Linked DNA regions of Homo sapiens: region 1 is linked to region 2. The links are chromatin loops, found by intact Hi-C in ENCODE. Cell type or tissue: left ventricle myocardium inferior. All regions are shown on one strand. Links, peaks and the distances in the headings refer to the core of each region. The heading gives the core; the rest is flanking DNA.

The links. Hi-C counts contacts between places; a loop is a spot of excess contacts. Peaks named below come from ENCODE experiments on the same cell type or tissue, not always from the same donor. Only the 100,000 strongest peaks of a DNase experiment are listed, where the experiment ranks them.
Region 1: it touches region 2 in a loop (5-fold over the local background); 72 of 110 quality-filtered maps call a loop at or near these places.

Annotation. Positions count from the first base shown.
Region 1 is chr2:199,486,078-199,491,462 of GRCh38, reverse strand. No RefSeq gene overlaps it. Among named protein-coding and RNA genes, the nearest start is that of SATB2-AS1, 21 kb to the right of the region's middle. In left ventricle myocardium inferior, for the core only: a CTCF peak has its summit at 2,470 (motif pointing right); no DNase peak of the experiment used is centred there; H3K27me3 peaks cover 4,683 bases.
Region 2 is chr2:198,307,511-198,312,895 of GRCh38, reverse strand. The region is part of intron 2 of LINC01923 (long intergenic non-protein coding RNA 1923); the gene reads left to right. Among named protein-coding and RNA genes, the nearest start is that of LINC01923, 65 kb to the left of the region's middle. RefSeq lists a silencer at 2,897-3,191. In left ventricle myocardium inferior, for the core only: a CTCF peak has its summit at 3,041 (motif pointing left); no DNase peak of the experiment used is centred there; H3K27me3 peaks cover 1,821 bases.

The DNA.
Region 1 (5,385 bases), core at 118-5,117, 1.2 Mb before region 2:
TTCTACCCCATAAGGCGTGCTCAGACTCGCCAAGTCCCAAAAGGAGACAAGACTTAAGATCAAACCTGGACCTACCCCAACCACGTGTATAACGTGATCAGGCTTCTGGTCTGATTTGCATGTAATTTTTAAATTACTCAACTAAATACTTTCCAATTATTTTTAAAAAACTCAGAGAATACAGAAAGACACAAAGTAGACTTGAAAGACTCCTTGAAAAATAAAGGAAAGGCACAAAGTGGCCTTTCAAGTCTACTTGGTATCCTTCTGTATTGTCTTTTTCAAGCCCCCTCCTTGAAAAATTAAAAAATCCACTCTTTCTATCTTTTTGGCCAGGTACAGTGGCTCAAACCTGTAATCCTAGCACTCTGGGAGGCCGAGGCGGATGGATCACCTGAGGTCAGGAGTTCGAGACCAGCCTGGCCAACATGGTGAAACCCCATCTCTTCTAAAAATATAAAAATTAGCTGGGCGTGGTGGTGGGTGCCTATAATCCTAGCTAGTCGGGAGGCTGAGGCAGGAGAATTGCTTGAACCCGGGAGGTGGAGGTTGCAGTGAGCTGAGATTGCACCACTGCACTCCAGCCTGGGGGATAGAGCAAGACTCAGTCTCAAAAAAAAAAAAAAAAAAAAAGAAAAGTATCTTTTTCTTTTTTCGGTCTTTATTCTATGTAGTTACAAATAAATATATTATAAAATATTATATATATTCATATAGAAACAAGATATGGTTTTATAGGTTATCTTTGGGCTCAGGGTATTTTGAAACATTTTTTCCACTTAAAAATCTGTCTTTAGGCTGGGCTAGATGGTTCACAACTGTAATCCCAGCACTTTGGGAGGCTGAGGCAGGCAGATCACTTGAGGTCAGGAGTTTGAGACCAGCCTGGCCAACATGGTGAAACCGTGTCTCTACTAAAAATACAAAAATTAGCCGGGTGTGATGGTGCATGCCTGTAGTCCTAGATTCTCAGGAGGCTGAGGCACAAGGATCGCTTGAACCCAGGAGGCAGAAGTTGCAGTGAGCTGAGATCACGCCACTATACTCCAGCCTAGGCAACAGAGTGAGACTTGGTCTCAAAAAAAAAAAAAGAAAAAAAAATCTGTCTTCAAAGGTTTTCACATTAGTAAATATAAATCCACTTCTTTTCAAACTTCTGAATGCTATTCCATGGCAGAGAGACATGTTTGTCATTTAATCATTCCCCTCCTGACGGATACTTGGGTTGCTTCCAAGTTTTCAAGATTATAAACAGTGCTGCAGTGAATATCCTTGCACACCTTTTTTGGTATACATTTATTGAGACAGATCCCTGAAAGTAGAACTGGTGGACAGGCCTAAAGTTTAATTTTGCTATAAGACGCCAGTTTTCGAGTCTATTTTATTCGGTGCTTCCAGATAACAAGATTTGTAAAATTGTAAAGTAAGTTATTTCTTGACAGGATCCATCCTAAGGCTAACATTAATCCAGAAACAAACCCACCAGTGCCTCTGATAATTATGCTGTATCTCAGAAAGCTAGGAATACTTGGCCACAGGCACAGTTCTTTAAGCTTTTAAAGCTTTTCTGAGCCAGTTGTGGTGGCTCACGCCAGTAACACCAGCATTTTGGGAGGCTGAGGCAGGAGAATCGCTTGAGCCCAGGAGTTGGAGATCAGCCTGGGCAACATAGGGAGACCTCATCTCTACAAAAAATTAAAAAATTAGCCAAGTGTGGTGGTGCCTGCCTGTGGTCCCAACTACTTGGGGAACTGAGGTGGAGGGATCACTTGAGCCTGGAATGTCAAGACTGCAGTGAGCCATAATTGTGTCACTGCATTCCAGCCTGGGTGACAGAGTGAGACCCAGTCTCAAGAAAGAAAGAAAGAGAGAGAGAGAGAGAGAGAGAGAGAGAGAGAGAGAGAGCAAGCTCTTTGGGAAGCTGGGCAACCTAGCAAGACCCCACCTCTCCAAAAAAATTAAAAATTAGCCAGCACACCACTGCACTCCAGCCTGGGTGACAGAGCAAGACCCTGTCTCAAAATAAAAACAAACAAACAAACAAAAAAAGTAAGTAAAGCTTTTCTGGGGCCTGCTAAAAAGTTCGAGATCTGGAAAAATTGTTCCCTTCAATATATAAAACCTAGAGAACGCTAAAGTTAACACAGATTTATTAAATCCCTACAAAATTTATCATTGTGTCAATTTCATTAATATTACATTTAGTATTCATAAATGTTTCATTGTTGGAATTCTCTTTAATTCTTTCCCCAATCTGCTTTCCTCCCTAAGTGAGGGACCAACACCAACCCTCTTGGTTTCTCCTTACTGTATTCAGAGAAAAGATTCACCTAAAAAATAACTTAAGGTCTTTCTTTTTCTCCTCTTTATTTTGGGTGTCTTTCTAAGGAGGATTGCCTTCTGCTCCTCGTTTAGGAAGAAGGCAGCTTTAACCAGGACAACAGTTTGGGGACGGAGCTCCCTTCCCCAGGAGGGGGCAGTATTGAGGAGAGAACTGCATGTGGCCAGTGGCAAAAACTAGGGGAGAAATTCTTTCTTCAGTCTTCTGAGAGAGCCCATGGAAGACAGCGAGAACTTAGAGGGCAACAGACCCAATTCATTTGGTGGGTTGATAGGGCAGGGGCTGTGGGTCACAGGCTCCCTGTTGTGGGGATGAGGCGGCAGGCAATGTAAAGGATCTCCCTCTTGATGCAGCTTTCATTCTGAGTATCAAGCTCTTTTTTAATGTACTTGTTTTCCTCTAGTGCTTAATTCTTAGCAATGACATAGCATCCTGCTACATTTCATCATGAAAGTACTGTATTTCAGCAGCACTTTGGGTTAATCAGTACTGTCAGGATAGGCTGGGAGCCTAATCAACAATAGTGTTTCTATGAAGGATGACAGAATTAGTGAATGTAATCACCTCAAGTGTTTCTTGGCTCTGAATTTAATTCAACAAGCTCGTGTTGAGTACTTACCAAGTATCCTGCTAGACAGAGAAAACCCTGAAAATAGGGACCAGCTATTTATTTATTTATAAAATTTATTTGTTTATAAAATGCATTCAGGGTTTCCAACAATGGACTTACACAGGAACCTTTGGAACACCATCCATCCCTGACTGGGCACTCTTCACACGGGCCATGTATGGGACAACCAGACGTTTCTGTTTTCCAAAGAAGTTTGTGATTCCCTGGGAAATGTCCCAGGCCAGGGAGTTTTTTGTTCAAGGTTTCTCTGTAATAAGTACTGTGTGGGATACTTTATGGATTGACCTGGCTAAATTATGTTGTTTTTTTAAGCTGGTGATTTTGTAGTTTACAAAATGATCCACAGAGTTTGGCAGTTTGCAAGCCTTAAAAGCTTGAGATGCATTTCTAAGAGTACAAATATTCCCTTTGGCCATTTGGGCCACAAAACCCTGAAGGTTCCCTTGCTTGGAGATTGTTGGTGGTCTTCCTTTTCTGCAGCCTGGAGCTCTGCCTGGAGCCTTTAAAAGTGAAGTGGACTAAACTCTGTTAAAATTATATGAATTGCCTGACTACTCCTTACCCTTATCCCCATGAAAAGTACCTGATTGTTAACATCTCTTTATAGATATATCCAAGATGTAGTGACTTCAGTTTCTCCCTTTGCCAGACAATGGAGGTTGACTTGTGTTCTTCATTCTATAGTTCTCACCCACACATCCAGGAGAGTTCCAAGGGAGCCATAAAGGTACACCAGTGGATTTCAGCATTTGAGAAAGTCTCTCAAATGTCATATGTTTACTTCTCTGAAATAAAACTGCACAGAAAAAGAAAACATCAACTGTCTTTTGCTTTTGGCTGAAATTGTATAAACTCACCAGTTGAGACATTGGCCATACGGAGATGAGGAAGAGCTGGTCCCTATTTTCAGGGTTTTCTCTGTCTAGCAGGATACTTGGTAAGTACTCAACACATGCTTGTTGAATTAAATTCAGAGCCAAGAAACACTTGAGGTGATTACATTCACTAACTCTGTCATCCTTAAATGGCCAGATCCTGCAGTTATCCCTTGTCTTGGCCACTGCACTGTCCCTACTCAAGAAGATGCAGGCCAGGCATGGTGGCTCATGCCTGTAATCCCAGCACTTTGGGAGGCTGAGGCAGGCAGATCACCTGAGGTCAGGAGTTTGAGACCAGCCTGGCCAACATGGTGAAACCCCGTCTCTACTAAAAAATACAAAAATTAGCTGGGCATGGTTGCACATGCCTGTAGTCACAGATACTCGGGAGGCTGAGGCAAGAAAATCACTTGAACCTGGGAGGAGGTGGAGGTTGCAGTGAGCCAAGATTATGCCACCGCCTGCACTCCAGCCTGGGTGACAGAGCAAGGCTCTGTCAAAAAAAAAAAAAAAAAGTTTAAGTTCCTATTGAAATACAAAAGTTTCTAGGAGAAGAGGGAGGAACTTGTATATTTCAAACATATTGTGTGTGGGGTGTGTGTGGTGCTTGGCAGTTAATAAAGGGAAGAGTAGAGAGGCTTAACTCTTCTAATTCCCTCTTATTACCATGGAGCCTCAGGTTATCTTGTTAGCAGTTTGGAAACCTTGGAAACTTGGCTTTGAGGATCTAGGAAACAAAATGGCACTGGGCAAAGACTGTTATGCATGGCAGTGACTTACTTTAGTGCTATGCTGTCCAATCCAGTAGCCCCCAGCCACATGTGGCTCTGGAGCCCTTGGAATTCAGCTAGTCCAAAACTGAAATGTATTATAAATATAAAACACATACTGATTTTCAGAGTTAGTGTGGGGAAAAAAAGAACATGAAATATCTGAACAATGTTTTGTATTGATTACATGTTGAAAATATTTTAGAGGCCGGGCACGGTGGCTCATGCCTGTAATCCCAGCACTTTGGGAGGCCGAGGCGGGCGGATCACGAGGTCAGGAGATCGAGACCGTCCTGGCTAACATAGTGAAACCCCATCTCTACTAAAATTACAAAAAATTAGCCGGGCGTGGTTGCAGGCGCCTGTAGTCCCAGCAACTCGGGAGGCTGAGGCAGGAGAATGGCGTGAACCCGGGAGGCGGAGCTTGCAGTGAGCTGAGATCGTGCCACTGCACTCCAGCCTGGGCGGCAGAGCGAGACTCCGTCTCAAAAAAAAAAAAAAAAAAAAAAAAAAAAGAAAAGAAAATATTTTAGATATGTTGGGCTAAATAAAATACATTATTAAAATTAATTCTACTATTTTATTTTTAAAAGATGGCTACTAGAGCATTTAAAATTACATAAGTTGCATTATATTTGTATTGGACAGCATGGCTCTAGTGGCTAGGAGGACAGACCCCCACCTAGAGGGCGCTAAAGTCCAGTGCATGGGCAGAGGTGCTACCGAATGAGACTGCAAAGGCAGGAATGTCACTATGAGAAAAGG
Region 2 (5,385 bases), core at 95-5,094:
CCATGACCTAGGACGAGCTACTTAACTCTCTCAGCTTTAGTTTCTTCGTTTGTGAAGTGGGCTTTATCACAAAGCTGTTGAGAGGATCAAGTGAGATAATGCGAGCAAATCCCTCGGCTTTGTGCCTGCCAAATAGTCAACGCTCCAAAAATGTCAGCCGGTATTATTATCCATTTATTCATGAGTTAATTCCCTGCCAACATAAAGGATTTTTTAAAAGTCTTTTGAGAAAGAAAGTATCAAGAACTTTATCACAGCAGCCTGAAAAAGGGAAGTCCAAGAGACAAGAGGAAGAAACAATCTTTTTTTGAAGGGTTAGGAGAAAGTTGAAGATGCATGAAGGATGGGATATTTATATTAAATCCAACTCAATGCCTTATATTTTAGCCCACAGCTCCCAATTAAAGAGGGTGAGATTTAGAAAATCAATCAATAATTAACCAGTTGTTTGGAAAAACAGAAACATGCTTCAAGGGAGGGAACATTATAGCAAGTGAAGACAAAGTTTAGGGTCCCTCACTTCTTCCTGTCCCTTAAGCCGGGCCCTTGGAGCCTAGACAAGTGAGCGTGTGCCTGGTGTCCAGTGGCCCCTGTAAGGCAGTGTAGGTGGAAGCTCTCCCATGAGCCCAGCCTTCTGACCCACTTTCAGCTGGTCAACCCAGGAGACCTCACTTTGTCTTCTTGTGGCCAGAAATTCATCCTGAAATAGAGCAATTCTGAAAATGGGAGACTCTGATTTTTAACTGCCCCTGCCGGCCTCTGTGCTAGAGTTTTGCAGACCCCGTACAAGTTGTCCGATTGCAAAGAACTCAGTTATTGCAGCCTAAGTGAGGGGTGGGCACAGCAGCAGAAGTGTTGGGGCAGGGATGCCAGGGCAGAAGAAATTGCACTGTGAACAGGGCGACAGCTTATAATTGAGTTAAATGTATTATCTTTAAGCGGTTGAAGTCTGAAAGGCAAATTAACCTAAGAAGCCCTCCATAACCATTATGGTGGGGTAAAAAGCAGATCACTCTAGGTAGGAAGGGTTTCATCAGAGGCCAGGAAAACTAGATGATTGGCCATTATGTGTAAATTGGAATCTGTTTTCACAATAATCAACTTGTTAATTTTCAATGAAATTATTTCAAAGAAATTTTAGCATTTCCTGAACTCTCTTTATTTGCTTCTATCCTTTTCTTTCACCAGATGGACATAATGTCAATGTTTAAAAGGAAGTATTTATGCCTTTCTTTCAACAGTTAATTATTACCTGTCAGGCAGCTGAAGATATCAGGCAAGGCTAAGCAAAGTAAAATGTGTCACTTTTCCAGGCAGAAATTCACCCACTCAACAAATGTATATTGAGTACCTGATGTGTGCAGGGCACAGAGCTTGTTTCACTGAAAGCTGGTCAGTAAACTCAGAAAGAGAGAGAGCCCATTGCCCTCCACCATTCTAAACTTACACAAGCAAGGAACCAAGATGTTATGGATTGGACTGTGTCTCCCCAAAATGTATCTGTTGAAGCGCTAACCTTCATTATCTAAGAATAAGACCATATGTGGAGATAAAGCAGGGGTCCCTAAACCACTTCCCACCCCTCCCTACCACAGACCAGTACCAGTGTGTGGCCAGTTAGGAACCGAGCTGCACAACAGGAGGTGAGCAGCTAGCAAAGTGTCATCTGTATTTACAGCGGCTCCCCATTGTTTGCATTACCGCCTGAGCTCCTCCTCCTGTCAGATCAGCAGCAGCATTAGATTCTCAGAGGAGTGCCAACCCTATTGTGAACTGCGCATGTGAGGGATCCAGGTTGTGTGCTCCTTTTGAGAATCTAATGACTGATGATCTGTCACTGTCTCCCATCACCCCCCAGATGGGACCATCTACTTGCAGGAAAACAAGCTCAGGGCTCCCACTGATTCTATGTTATGGTGAGTTGTATAATTATTTCTTTATATATTACAATGTAATAATAGAAATAAAGTGCACAATAAATGTAATATGCTTGAATCATCCCCAAACCATCCCCTCCCACCCCACCCATTTGTGGAAAAATTTTCTGCCACAGAACCAGTCCCTGGTGCCAAAAAGGTTGGAGACCACTGAGTTAGAGCCTTTAAAGAAGTGTTTAAGTTAAAATAAGGCCTTTAGGGTAGGCCCTTATTCAATCTCCCTGGTGTCCTCATAAGAGGAGGAAATTTGGACATGTGAAGACATGCCAGGATTCCGTGCGCACTGAGAAAAGACCACGTGAGGGTATCATAAGAAGATGGGCATCTACAAGCCACGGAGAGCGGCCTCAAGAGAAACCAATCTTGCTGACACCTTGATCTTGCACTTCTGGCCTCCAGAACTGTGGGAAGATAAATGCTATTTATTTAAATAGCATTGTTTAAGCCACCCATTTTGGCTTATTTTGTGATGACAAAAGTATTTCTTTATAGCAGCCCTAGCAAAATAACATATAAGCCAAACATTTATAGGACCAAAATGACTTAGTTCTTCCTCATGCACGGCAAACTCTAGTTCCTTCAGTTATCATTTTGTGTCCTCTTTTTTCTGGAAGTCTCAGCCCTAAATTAGTCCCTGAATCCTCTAGACAAAAACTCACTACTCTTTTCCTGTAACAAAGGAATTTGTATGTATGGGTATGTGTGTGTGTGTGTGTGTGTGTGTGTGTGTGGTAAATATCCCATAATCAAAAACTGTTTCCTAGTGAGTTACAGAGACAAAATGCTTGAAAAAGTATGTGCCATCTTGTTACATTCTCTTAATTCTCTTTAGAGTGAGTACAATAAAGTAAAACTTCATTATATCATGGAATATAGTTTGTACAAAATAGTACTACTTCTACATTGAAAGATTAGTTCTGCCTGGATCCAGTACACATGTCATATTTCTGGAAAGTCATTTGACACGAATCAGTCTAAAAAATAAAACAAGCAGGTGCATAATATATTACCCAGAATAAAATAAACATGGCTTCATTTGTAAGTGCCAGAGTATTCGTCCATTAAATCTCCATCAGCTACTGCATCTTTGGCGCCCTCTTGTGTCCATTTTGGGATAGGTTTTTTTCGTGGAATTTGCGAGCCATTCACCCCACGGCATCTCTAATTCAATCCCTCAAAAATGCAAGCGAGCACTCGATAGAAATCAATCTCTCCTTTGTCTACATAAATTATACCAATTGTAAAAATACTATTTGGTTAAAATATATATTATAAGGTTTCAAATTTTAAGTAAACATTTCTATACCCATTTGACTTCCTGAATATTTGAGCTTTTTTCTGTAGATTATTATAGAGAAAAGTTTTTTCTCTTGCTTTTATAGTTAATAGGTATTCATATTTATTTGTTGATCCTTCAGCATTTTAGTTCTAAAATGTAGGTCCCTTAGGTATCCTTTAAAAATTAATTTTTAACTCAGATTTCCACTGAAAAATATTATGTAAAACATTTTTACAAATCAAACCATAAAGCATGTTCTCTGCCATGACTATATCTGTACAGTTTTGTTTGAGATACCAATTGTTAATACCATCATTGCTATTTCCACCAAAAAGATGAATAAATATAAGCAAATTCCCAAAACATGACTTCATGCAGATTAGCTTAGTACATTGGTGATTACAGTACAAAGGTCACATTGCGTGTTAAAGTTAATTTCCCCAATTCTGATCTAATAAGGCATCCACCTTGGTTATTTCCTTGTTTTGTATAGATATCATAAAATATGAATTGGCATCTATATCACAAATCATCTGGGCCTATCCCTATTTCTCATTACTAACATTTAGTTCAAATACCATTCATCAAAATCTAACCACCCAATTTACATTTATACTGTATTCAGATAAATAACCATGTTCATCTGGGGCATGGGCTTTATTTCTCCTGAAGGCATAATTAGGGCCAGGCGTGGTGGCTCATGCCTGTAATACAGCACTTTGGGAGGCTAAGGTGGGAGGATGGCTTGAGCCCAGGTCAAGGCTGCAGTGAGTCATGATTGTGCCACTGCACTCCAACCTGGGCAACAGAGTGAGACCCTGTGTCTCAAGAAAAATTAAAAAATTTAAAAATAAAGGCATCATTAAATTCCCCAAGTAAATTCATTAAAATTTACTCCGTAGGCAAGGGACTGGCAAACTGACAAATAAGGACTATTTCAGAAGTTTCCAAAAGATGCAAGGCAAAATAAATACCTCATAAGTCATCAGCGAGATGGACAACTGTTGAGAACAAACAGAAGCAACTTTACGCTGGAATCAGCAAAAGCTGCTGTGAGGTAGAACAAGAACGTTTGACAGCAAAGTGTGCACCAGCCAGGGACCTTGGACAGATCATCACCAGCAAAACAGGGATAATTCTTACTGTATCCATTGTTAATGGGATAGCACATAAGAAATACTTAAAGAAAAGGGTATGAGTAAAAAGATGCATTTAATGAATTAATGCAGTTTAGATATTTAATATAGGGTTAGAAGCAAATATACAAATAATGCTTTTATTCTTAGAAAACATCTTTATTCTTTCAGACTCTGAGAATTAGTCTAAAGTTGCAGATAAGTACAAAATTACAAACACAAAGCCAGAATTCACCTTTTTGTGGGGGAACATGGGAAGAAGGTAAAGCAAAGTGTCTGTGATTTTGTATCAACCTGGTTAGGCCACAGTGCCCATTTGTTTGGTCAAACATTAGTCTAAATGTAGCTGCAAAGGTTTTTTTTTTTAAATAAACTTTGAATGAAGCAGATTAACCTCCATAATGTGGCCGAGTCTTATTTAATCAGTTGAAGGCCTGAATTCTACAGCAGATTTTGAAAATGCCAATATTCATAACGGCATGAGCCAATTCCTTATAATAAATATTTCTTACACACACTCTCTTTCTCTCCACACACATACACAACACACACACTCACACACACATCCTTTTGGCTTTGTTTCTCTGGAGAACCCTGGCATACGTAATCCATATGTTTTATAAATATTATATATATTTATATTTATATATATATCTTACACATACTCTGTATGCATATATATGGATGCATGTGTGTATTTCTCATAGAACAAGGTCAAAAGTATCCTTGACAAGGGTACTTTTATAAATAGGTTATAGCGTTCTGGCAAAGCGGGAATTAGTTGAGGATTAAGATGTTACAACCTTCTCCAGGCCTGAATGAAACTATGGCCTGAGATTTTCTAATTCCGCAGGAGCTTGCCTCACCCTAACCTCACTGCAAGGTACCAGGTGGGTCATGCACCCCTCATTACACTGAATCTGCCCCTCCTCCCCTCTCTACTGTCACTCTCTAGCCTGTGACCTCCTTTGCCTATGACAGTGTCCTCTCTGGTCAGCCTTATTCCAGTCCTCCCCACACCCTTCTCCCCAGT